Regions from separate parts of the Mus musculus genome. Here region 1 is linked to region 2. A link is a contact called in ENCODE Hi-C or POLR2A ChIA-PET data. All regions are on one chromosome and are shown on one strand. The core of a region is the stretch at or near the end of the contact, and the rest is flanking DNA. Distances in the headings are between cores, read along the strand shown. Region 1 holds the start of Mxra7 (matrix-remodelling associated 7). Region 2 holds the start of Snhg16 (small nucleolar RNA host gene 16).

Evidence for each region. A loop is a pair of places that touch in the nucleus more often than their neighbours do. ChIA-PET counts read pairs that join two places held with the same protein, here RNA polymerase II (POLR2A).
Region 1: POLR2A ChIA-PET joins it to region 2 with 14 read pairs in Patski. The contact joins the promoter of Mxra7 here to the promoter of Snhg16 in region 2. A Hi-C loop is called at or near these places in 1 of 37 maps with a recorded cell type or tissue (T-helper 2 cell). POLR2A ChIA-PET finds 5 or more read pairs at or near these places in 3 of 5 experiments (Patski and embryonic stem cell).

The regions. Positions count from the first base shown.
Region 1 is chr11:116,824,308-116,829,902 of GRCm38, forward strand. It overlaps Mxra7 (matrix-remodelling associated 7), which reads right to left and starts at 3,739. Exons shown (of 4, transcript NM_026280.3): 1 at 3,422-3,739. The coding sequence starts at 3,691.
Region 2 is chr11:116,667,775-116,673,315 of GRCm38, forward strand. Snhg16 (small nucleolar RNA host gene 16) reads left to right here and starts at 3,886. Exons shown (of 5, transcript NR_027821.1): 1 at 3,886-3,982; 2 at 4,390-4,581; 3 at 4,890-4,964. It overlaps Snord1c (small nucleolar RNA, C/D box 1C), which reads left to right and starts at 4,731; the gene lies at 4,731-4,808. It overlaps Prcd (photoreceptor disc component), which reads left to right. Exons shown (of 5, transcript NM_001163318.1): 5 at 258-615.

The DNA.
Region 1 (5,595 bases), core at 2,489-4,988, 160 kb after region 2:
ATTTACATATAATAAATAAATGAATAAATAAATAAATATTTTTAAAAAATACACTATCTGGCCAGGCGGTGGTAGTGCATGTCTTTAATTCCAGCACTCAGGAGGCAGAGGCAGGCAGATTTCTGAGTTTGAGGCCAGCCTGGTCTACAAAGTGAGTTCCAGGACAGCCAGGGCTACACAGAGAAACCCTGTCTCAGAAAACAAACAAACAAACAAAAATACACTTTTGGGGTGGTGGTGGTGCTATTTATAGCTATAATTCTAGCACACGGGAGGCAGAGGTAGAGCAGATCTCTGTGAGTCCAGGGCCAGCCTGGTCTATAACTCTGTAAAGTTCCAGGCAGCCAAGGCTACACAGAGAAACCCTGGCTGGAAAAACCAAACAAATAAAAACAACAACAACAATACCCCCCCACCCACCCACACACACACTATTTAGTATAGTGCCTGTGGTAGTACATGTCTTTAATCCTAACACGTGGGAGTTGGAATCAGGGGGATTAAAAATTCAAGGTCCCGTGCCAGGTAGGTGGTGGTGGCATACGTCTTTAATCCCAGCATCTAGGAGGCTGAGGCAGGCCAATCTCTATGAAGCTAGCCTGGTTTACAGAGTGAGTCCCAGGACAGCCAGGGATACACAGAGAAACCCTGTCTAGAAATACAAACAAACTAACTAACTAACTAAAATAAATAAATAAATAAATAGGAAAAAAGCTCTGCTCCCTGGCTTTAAGAAGGTCCAGCTTTTGTCTGGACCCTGCTGCCTCATAGCACTCTCTGGGACCTAGGTGTGTTCACCATACTTCCTGAACTGCTGGCCTCAAGTCATCCCCCTGCCCCCAGAGAGATGAAAGCACACTGTAACAATAATCTTCTGCCCGCTCAGGATCTCCCTGCCCAGGCTGTAACCTGCTGGGGAGGGAGGAGGAAGGCGGCCTTGCCCGACTTCAGGTTGGCTCACACACACACACACACACACACACACACACACACACACACACACCCACCCACCCACCAAGCTTTTTGTCTCCATTCAGGCCTCAGTCTGTAACTGCCTCTGCCCACCACCTGGCCCCAGCCTTCAGGGCACCCAGCCTGCAGGAGCTGATGCTGCCCAAGCGATCTCCAGCGGCAGCTGAAGGCTGCCTCCCTGACCCTTTTTAATAATCAGCTTTGTGAGTCAGAGGCTGCAGCTGCCCCAGACTGGCCAGCCCTCACTGGGACAGGAGCAGACTGGGTTCGGAAGGAAGCTGACAGAAAATGAAAAGGAGACTGGGGTTGGGGGGTGGGGGGGTGGTGAAGCCTCTCAGGCTTCTAAACTAACAGCAGGTAGGGTGGTCCTTGATCTTTCACTTGGGGACCACAAAGCAGGCCTTCTCTGAGGGCATCGTCCAGTTGCAGCTTCCTGTCCCAACTGCAGTTATCTTCCCCCCCGGGGAGCAGTCTTCCTTCCTCTCCCCGGGCAGTAGGATCATCATCGGAAGAAAGCGCTGGGAACACTTGAAAATGCCTGAGTCTATTTCTAGACAATTTCTAAGCAGCGACTTCTAGCACTGAACCCACTACGGAAAGAGTGGGGGAGACACAAAGGCACCTGTAAGTCTCGGGCCCTCACCCGGTACTGGAGTAGAGGGAGTTGACGCATGCCCATAAGAGATGCTCCTGATTTCCAAATGTTGAAACTGCCATCCTGTTGGGTGGATTCCCTCACTACAGCCTGGCTGCCATCTTGAACTCCCTGTGTGGTACCTTGTCCTTCAAAGCATCCTGTAATCCTAGGGTTTGGTTTTGTTCTTTGGGGATGGGGGGGGGGGCGTGTCTCATTATGTAGACCAAGCTGGACTGGAACTCACAGAGATCCGTTCCTCTCTGTCTCCCGAGTGCTTAGAATAAAGGCAGAATCTCCAGGCTCACTCAGCTTAAACCACAGGCTTTGGGAAGCTGAGGCAGGAGGATTCTGAGTTGGAGGTCAGCCTTGAATACATAGTGGGTTCCAGGTCAGCCTAAGCTACATGTCAAGAAGTCAAGAATCTGTCTCAGTCAAGCAACCAACCAAAACCAGAAAAGGACCCGTTGGAGGATGCGTGTGAAGAACACCTCGGAGAAAATCCAGTAGGAAACTGCTCTACTCCAGAGGATAAAGTCAGGACTGTGCCCTGCTTAAAGACACCTTGGACTTTGATCTTGAATCTGCTGCTGCGAAATAGGAAATAGGCGAACCATTTGAAACAGGGCTGATGGGGACAACCAGGGAGAGCCTGAGAGAAATCCCAAATCCACCTGGCCCTCACTCCAGGACTGTGAGCTCCCAGCAGCCTTCCATTCTCTCTGGGCTGAACACAATAGTTCTCCTATTCAGGGCTAGTTAGAAGCCACTCTAATGACACAATTAGTCACCCACTTGTCAAGCAAAGAGCCTGCTAGTAGGGAGTCTGGCAGACTCAGCAGAGAAAGGCCTGAGCCCAGTCTCATTGCCGCCTCTCCTGTCCCAAGAGCTTCACTCCAGGGTAAACCATTGTATCCAGCAAGGGAAGGAGGCGGCTGCAGAGAGCCAACAGCTTGCCCACGGCGGCTAGCCCACGGCTTGCCCACAGCTTCCACTATGCTAGCCCACGGCTTCCTAACCATCCTGCCACCCAAGAACAAAGTATTGAAATCTGACCAGAGACCAGAGCATGTGGCCTGGCCTGGCACTGTGACATCCCAGTATCCCGGGCAAGCACGGATCCAATCTGCAAAGATGCATCTCAGAGACTGAACGCGTGAGGGGTACCCTGAAGACTGGTCAGCTGATAGCTCCTAGGAGGTGGGCAAGGTAGTTTGGGGGTATCAACTGCGATGGTCAGGGCCTCCTCTTGCACCTTTTGTTTCATATAAGCTGGGCTCATCCCAACGCAGGGGGTGGGGGGGTGAGGAGGTGTCAACGCCTACAAGCAGTTTGAAAGCTACAATACCATGGTCCCAGTAAGTGCCTTCCTCAGTCCCGTCCTTCCAGCCTCACAAAACGCCCACACTGACTCTGGAATCTGGATTCGAGTTGACCTAAAAGACAGGCAACTTCTCTTCTTGCACATCCCACCCCAAAGTACTGTGTTGTCAAGAGAGAGCTCACTTTAATTCAGACCTTGAAGTAGGACACGTGTTTGTGGATTTAGGCAAGGGTGGGCAGAAGCCAGGCAAGAGGAGGGTGCTGCAGGGCAGAGTGTCAAGGGCCTTGAAAGGCCCGGGACGGCCAGGACGGGGAGGAAGGGAGGACAGCTCCAAAGCAAGGCACTTGGAGGCACTTTGGGGGAGGATGGAGCGTCCCAGCCCCAGGAACCCTCCTTTCCTGCCGGCCACTAGCTCGGCCCTTCCTGGGCAGGTCCAGCCAGCAGGCTCGTAGGCGCCCTCCCGGGGACCCCACGGCGATCTCGGAGCGTACCTGCCTCCCCTCGGCCGCTGGCTCCTCCGCCTCGGACTCCTCCGGCTCCGCCACGCGCTCGGACTGGCTCGGTCCCTCCGGTGCAGGCTCCGGGGCGCAAGACTCTGGAGGTTCAGGCGGCGCAGGAGCCCCGGGGGCCTCGTCCGAGGCGGTGCTCTCCGGGGCCGGGACCCGGGCCGCCCCACGCCGCAGCAGCAGCCAGGCGAGCAGCAGCGCCAGCGCCGTGACCAGCGCGGGTAGCGCGGCCAGCAGCTCGACCGGCGACTCCATCGCGCCGTGGCCGCCGAGTGGCCGCCAGCCCGGACCCCGAGGGAACCCGCCGCGCCCCGCCGCCAGGCCACGCCCAGGGGCGGAGTTTCGTCAAGCCCACGCCCCTCGCGCCCTGGAGTGATTCGGAGTTCGGACCTTGGGAGGCGCTGAAAAGCTCGCTCTGGGGCACCATCTCAGCTCAGGCTTCAGTGCATTTCTGCCCTACAGAAGTTCATTTAGAGATGGTAGTGCAAACAGAAGAGAGCATCAGATTTCGTTACGGATGGTTGTGAGCCACCATGTGGTTGCTGGGATTGGAACTCAGGACCTATGGAAGCGCTCTTAACCGCTGAGCCATCTCACCAGCCCTTCCAAAGAACTCTTAAGTTTCTACTAGGGACATGGTGGCTCTTGCCTTTGATAACAAATCCCAGAACTCCAGAGGCAGAGACGGATGGGTCTATGTGCGTTCAAATACAGCCTGCTTTACACAAGCAAGCCCCAGGCTGTCTAGACTGCCTATGAGACATGGCGGAAAGAGATGAGAGGTTGGCAGCATGGCCCGCAGTTGCAGCATTCACAAGTTTCCGTTAACCACCACTGAGAAGAGACACATCCCCTCCAGCCCAGAGGCTGTGGGGATAGGATTGGGCTCTTCCTGCTGCTGGCTGGAGCTCACAGCTGTGAAGATGGTGTTAAGAAGGCTGGTTTTGTTTTTCTGTATCTTTCCCACTGCTCTCTCTATTGGTTAAAGTGTAAAACACACTGTAGCAACTGTCTACCTCCCTAGCACACCCCATCCGCCTTTTAGTTACTTTGAATAAATACAGGGCAAAGTTTGTCAGAAACAAAGAACAACAGAAAGCAACTGGGCTTAACAGGTGCCTGTAACCCCAGCATTCAGGAGGTGGAGGTAGAATTCATTCAAAGCCTGTCAGGGTTACATAGTGAGTCCCGTTTCAGCCTGAGCTACATGAGACCCTGTCTCAAAAGAACAGAAAGGGGTTGGGCTTCCCAGCTATTTAGAAAGCCCAGTAGACCAACCTGAGCAGTCTCAGCTCACACAACAAAACGGGGCTCCAGCTTTGGCTAGATGCTAGACCAGAGTTGTTTTGTTCTTGACATGTGGCAGAGGGGAAGGAATCCTAAGCCTACCAACATACTTACACATACAATGGTAAGTGCTCTACCACGGTAGGAGCCACATCCTACCAGGGAGAGTGACTATCTTACTGGGAAGAAACAGCACCATCTCACTTGTGAGCTCCAGCCATGACAGGAGGATCCCCTGTCAGCAGCGGGAAGGGCCCAATCCTATAACCACAGCCTCTGGGCTTAAGGGGGGATGTGTCTCCTCTTAGTGGTAGTTGATGAGAAAAACTCAACTATACAAAAAAGGCTTTGTCTCTAGGCTCCTGGCTTCTGACCCCTACAGGCCATGCAACGTATATGAGCCTTATTTTAGTCTAAGACCCTGAGCCCTTCCAGTGCTGGGATTACAGATGTGAGCTACCACACTCTCCTGCTCCCAGGTTCTGTTTCTTAGTTTTATTTACTTTTGAGTGTTTTGCTTTCATTTATGTCTGTGCAACACATGCAATCCTGGTGCCTAAAGAGAACACTGCATTCCCTAGAACTGGAGTTGAGGTACGTACGGTTCTGTGTTCTGTTCCATCTTGCGGCTGGAGTGTGTGAACTCCGCTCGAGCACTAGTCTACATTTCATCCATCCTTACTGACATCAGAGTGCAGGGCTGGTGGGACACAGTCCAAGATGGGGGCCCCAGCCGGGTGAGTAGTGATGCAGGCTGAGGCCAAGGAGTCAGGGGTTTTCAAACTCCCCAGAATCCAGTCACCTCTGGGAACTAGGGGACCACATGGCTGGTGATGAGCCTTGGGCCAGGGGGTTCTCTGTAGCCTCCCCTC
Region 2 (5,541 bases), core at 2,636-5,135:
GGAGTGTGGGTATCATTTAGGCTAACTAGAACTAGAACTCTCAACAGAACCCGCAGCTTGAAACTTAAACAATAAGACTTCTTCCTTACATCTCACATTCGGTATTTCACTGAAACGTTTAAGGCGTATCCCACATACCGAAATAGTACACATGAAAGGGTATCTTTAAACCAACGAGAGATGAAAGCCGAGGGTCTCAGGGCTGACTCTCTCCAGAAGTTGACCAGCAGTCTCAAGGACTCCTTTTTTCTTTCCAGCCCATCCTCAGAGGGATTTGGCTCTTGCTCTGAGGGGAGCCTCACAGATTCCAGACGGCCGTGGCAAGTCCAAGCATCGCGTCTCTACCATGTCCCAGAGCCAGAAGAGAGGCTGTTGTTTGGAAAGGCAAGAAGAATTCCCCAAACTTGGCCAGAATTGTATTGTAGACAAGATGGAGGAGGAACAGTTTACAGGAAGGCCTCCAACGCGCCTGCACACAGATGCACTTCCTGTGAAAGCACTGGTGCAGATGCTCTGAGTGTAAGCAGCCAGTGTCTTGGAGGCATCAGCAACCCTCCTTCATGACCTTATTAATAAAGTCCAAGATTCCCTTCGCAATTAAGAAGGGAGCATCAATACTGTAAAGACTGCTTTCTTGCTACGGGTTTCAGAAACCACATCTTTCTCAAATCCTGTCAGTGACTTCCCCTGCCCACAAGGCCAGCTGACTAACTCTGAGCCTTGGGTTGATAGCCAGCTTGCCTGTTTCCCACACTTAGCGCTGGACTGTGGTGCTTCACCTGATAGCTGTAGTCTGCACTTGTAGATCTCGTAGAATGGTTATGGGATTCCACTGTACACACGGCTCAGCTGCACCGGATCTCAGCCGCACGGGGCACAAGTGAGATCACAGTAGCATTAGCACTTCATTCTGAGCAGCTCTGACCTTGGCTGCTCATTCAGGGATTCTGATGCGGCCTTTGAGGCTTTTCCAGTTATTTCTGGACTGCCCACACACACAGTCGTACCTCGGGCCTGCTCAGGCACAAGGCCTTTGGAGTTTGCTCCAGCCTCTTGGGCGGCCACTGCCCAGCTGCTGGTGGTACTCTTACTGGCCGTGTGTCTGTGGCTGTTCCACGACGTATAACTGAGTTGTGCAGGGGAAAGTGTGCCCTTCCAGGTGTGAAACCCACACAGAGACCTACAGGCAGAATAGTGGCCTCTCTGCACACTGAGTGGCAATTAGCCTGGAGCCCTGAGACAGCAGGAGATCCCAAAGCCAGACACCAAAAGGCTCCTACAGAGTCTCCTCCTCCACTCTGCCACCGCGTGGCTCAAACCAACAAAGCAGGTGGCCAGCATCCTTGTGTCAATGTTACTTTATTAGCCTCCAACCACCTCTGGAAAGACAGAAAAATGCAGCTGGGGACATCGCTCAATTGGTAAAGCACCTGCTGCCCAAGAAGGGGACACGAGGCCAGATCCCTGGTGCTCACTAAGAAGCCAGGTGAGGGGCTAGAGAGATAGCTCAGTGGCTGAGAGCGTTTGCTCTTCTACGGGGCTCAGGTCCTAGTCACAGAAACCAAATGGCACCTTACAACTGTGACTCTAGTCCCAGGGGTAATCTGACACCCTCTTCTGGCCCCCGTGGGCACCAGGCACACACGTGGTGCACAGACTGTACACGCAGGCGACCCCCACGCCAACACACTGCATAAGTAAACAGAGCAGCAGCAGAAGGTGGGAACAGTGTCTGTTGTCTGAGCTCTGGGAAAGTGGAGACACAGGGGATCCCTGGAGCTCACTGGTCAGTCTGTCTGGCCAATCCACAAGCTCTAGGGTTAGTGAGAGACTTGGACTTCACACCTAAAGTGGAGAGTGACTGAGAAAGGCACCCAAAGTTGATGTCTGACCTCTACATGCACCCACCTACTCTCATACATGTGCACCTGCATACATGTTCATACCCACACGTCAATTTTTAAAGACACAAATCCTCCTCCGCCCTACTTGTCCCCCTGGAAGAAAAGCTCTTATGTAGTAGGTCAACTCGCTCAGCGCATTAGCAACCGAATGATAAAAGCATAAACTCTGCGGGCTGAGATCAAACCAAGTCAGGCACCACTGAGGCTTTAACCAGCCCCTCCCCTCCCCTCTTGACACGTGTCTTCTCATCTGCCAGATGGGATAGTCCCAGGGCTTCATAGATAGCGAGGGTTAAAGAACCTGAGACAGTGAGCAGCCACCTAGCGAATCCAATTCGTCATGTGCTAACTACCATTATTATCTTGTCTGCCGAAGGTCACGTGCCCACGAGTTTCACAAGCGGCTTTGGGCAAATTCTTGAGAATTCCCCCTGCAAGTCTCACATGAAAGAACTTAATGTGCCGAGAGAAAATGCATCCTTCCTGTCAGAACTCAACAAAATAGTCTGTCTTCAAGGGTAAGATAGAAAATTCAAGGGCCTGTGTTCTTGCTGAATACATTATTGATTATCTCCTTGGGACATTCTGTGAGAAAGACACAGCCCAACACTAAGCCCAGCACTATGAGGGAATAAAAAAAATATTAAGAGAGTTCCCTCCCCCCAAAAGGACTCACAATTAAATTAAAGGAGAGAAATATACACGGATATGGTCATTAAGAGTGAGTAACAGATTTCCACATTAAAAAGATGATACAGGCTAAATGCTACAGAGTTCCATTTGAGGAGGACTGGAGGACCGGGCGAGGGTTGTGAATAAAAGGCTCTAGATCTTGTAAATTTAAACTAGCTTGTAAATAGGTATAAGTTCTGGCCCTGCCTTGCCATTTTGTCCTATTTAAAAATGAAGTCAAGATGCCCCATGCAAAATGATACTCTAAACGAACGAGGCAGGATCGAAAGACATGGAAAACACGCCCACGATAGAGGAAGAGGGTCCCTCATTCAGGAATCCTGTCAAGTCTCTTGCCAACAGAGAAACAAGAATTCTGGCATAATTACCAACTGCTGAAGGCCCTTTTGCCCTTCCCAGATATTAAACTACAATTTTTCAGCGACCCTCACCAATTACACCACCCCCACCCCCATGCAACCCCTAGCGACTTGTGCCTACAGTTCCATCCAACGCTTCTCTGGGGCCAGCACACTTATTTCACTTACCAAGATAGCAAGAAAGTGGGGAGGGGGTGTCTCCTAGCAACCTTTTAAGATGTAACTCACGAGCTACTAGAATTATACATGGCTAACACAATCAATTGCAACTCTCCTTGAGCCAGTTCCCACCCTGGGTATGCATTCTTCTTGAGCGCTTCTCTTTCTCCTAATCCTCACACTAAACCCCTCTATTAAAATGGTTTTTATCTCCAACTTATACCGGCTAGTCCTCAGCGCCGATTTCATTGTATCTTCCCTGTGAGAACAGTGCCACAGGCAGGCGAATACCTGGGGCTGCTGCTGCTGCTACTGACGGTCGCCCCTGCAGCTCTCGAGTGCCCCCTGCCGCCGGAACCCGCTCTCGCCCCCATCTTAAAAGCTTCTGCCCATTCCCTGGGACTCTCCCTGGACTTCACTAAGGAACTAAGCCAAGTGACATTTCTCCACCCCAGATAAAAATCTGCAGCACAATTAACGAGCCTCAGTTTCCTCAACGGTCCCTGAACCCTCGAACATTCTCCACCTCCCCAGACTTAGCGGGGGACCGCCGAAGTTCACAGTCCAAGCTCCTTACCCCGAACCCTCTGCTGCCCCTGGTGGCTGCCACCATCTTACCCCTTTCTCTTCACTCAATGTGAGGTGAGACGACCCATTCTTGGCAACGGTAGATTTAGAACTACATTTCCCATCAAACCATTCTCGACATCGCGAGAGTTCCGGCGAGACTTGCGGAGGGGAGGGAAAACGGGAAGACTGCGCGCAAGCGCGATCTCGTCCTTTCCGAGGTCCTCTGCCGCGTGTTTGGAAGTTATGGCCGCGCGGGTCTGTGGTGTTCTCCCTGAAAGGCCTAAGCTTTGGGTGATGGTAAGTTGTGGAAAAGGGAAGATGAGGTTTTTCCTACACATACCGTCGACACGCTTGCTCTCTCCGGAGGTGACGTGTCGACGATCAGCCCTTTCCTTTGCTATTGTGGGCCTTAGGAGGTCTGAGATGCTGTCTAAGGAAATGCTCCCCAGACTGCGAGACGTTTGATGCGGACGGGATGAAGCCCTTTTTGGTCTTCGATCTCCCTTCTCTTGGGGCGGGGAGCGGTCTTCTCTCTGTGACCCAAAGCCAGCCATGTGCTCAGCTCTGTCTTCCCTGGGGTCTCCATTGAGGGTGGTGGCCTTAAGTGAACACGAGTGACTCCTGCTAACTACAGATTGTCATGAACGGGATTGAAAACTGAAAGCCGTTAGCTCTAACGCGGCATAACTTCTCCTTCCCCGAAGGCATTGCCTTTTGGCACTCGGGAGACAAGATGCAGGTTCCGTCTCAGAAGTAATGGCTGGATCCCTGAAAGCCAACGGGCTCGGTGTGGTCCACCCGTCAGAAGGCATAGGTAGATGGTGGGCATCTGCCTCAGACATAGTTCTCAAGTTCAGCCAGAAGAATGCGCGTTGAGCCCTCTGCAGCCCGTGTCGGTAAGGGTTCCAAACAAGTCCAGAAGAGGGTCTGTGCCGGTGTAATTTGGGGCTATAGAGTGTCGTTCTGCAACTCAACGTGGTTGCCAGAACCGGATTTCCAAAAATGAGTTGGGTTGGCACTGGGGGGTTTGGGGGGCCTCTTGCTGGTTGAGCTGAGGATGATTTAAGTTATCCCTGTCTGAAATGACACTTTTGTGAAGAGTCATGGTTTACTGAGGCTCGACGTTTTGAGGTCTGTTTTGAGAATGACCACAGTAAGGTTGCTTCTGTTAGAATGAAGTGGGATCTCTTTATTACTCCTTCAGACGGAGGTGTTGTCTCCAGGAAGCATCATGGAAAGGCGTGGTGGTGCACAAGGGCCTTCAGGATGCCTGCGCCTGGTAAGAGCTTCATAGAGTCGCAGGGGTTGTGGTAGCTGGGAAGGGTTGGTTGTTAGGTTTGGGGTGGGGGTGGGGTTAGAGGTTGTTGGGGATTGATTGTCCAGAGGAGGGCGTGGTCCTCCTTACTCAGCACTCTCACAAGCTGCATTTAACATTGGTGAATACAAAATTGTTCCTCACTCAACTGCTAAGTAAACTGACGTTCAGTGAGTGGGTTCTGTTTCTTTTGTATATGCGTGTGCCACTGCATCTATGTGTCTGGTTGACTTGAGTGAGTTTGGTTTCCCCTTTAGCCACCAAGCTGTTTTTTGGCCTAGAAATTGGGTTAAGTAAAGATTTGGGCCTGCTACCTGGGAGTAGCACAGAGCCTTGTCTTCTGTAACACAGAATCACTGGCTTCCAAACCTGGATATCTCTCAGAACACGTAAAAAGTGTTAAAATACACACATTTCCACCCAGGTCAGTGGATGAGACGGGTATGGAGTGGAATTAAGAGTCCTCGAGGTTTGAGCAGGCATGGAGAAACGGTTTGATGACCATTCTCACAGCAAGACCAGAGCACTGGCTATGTTTAAG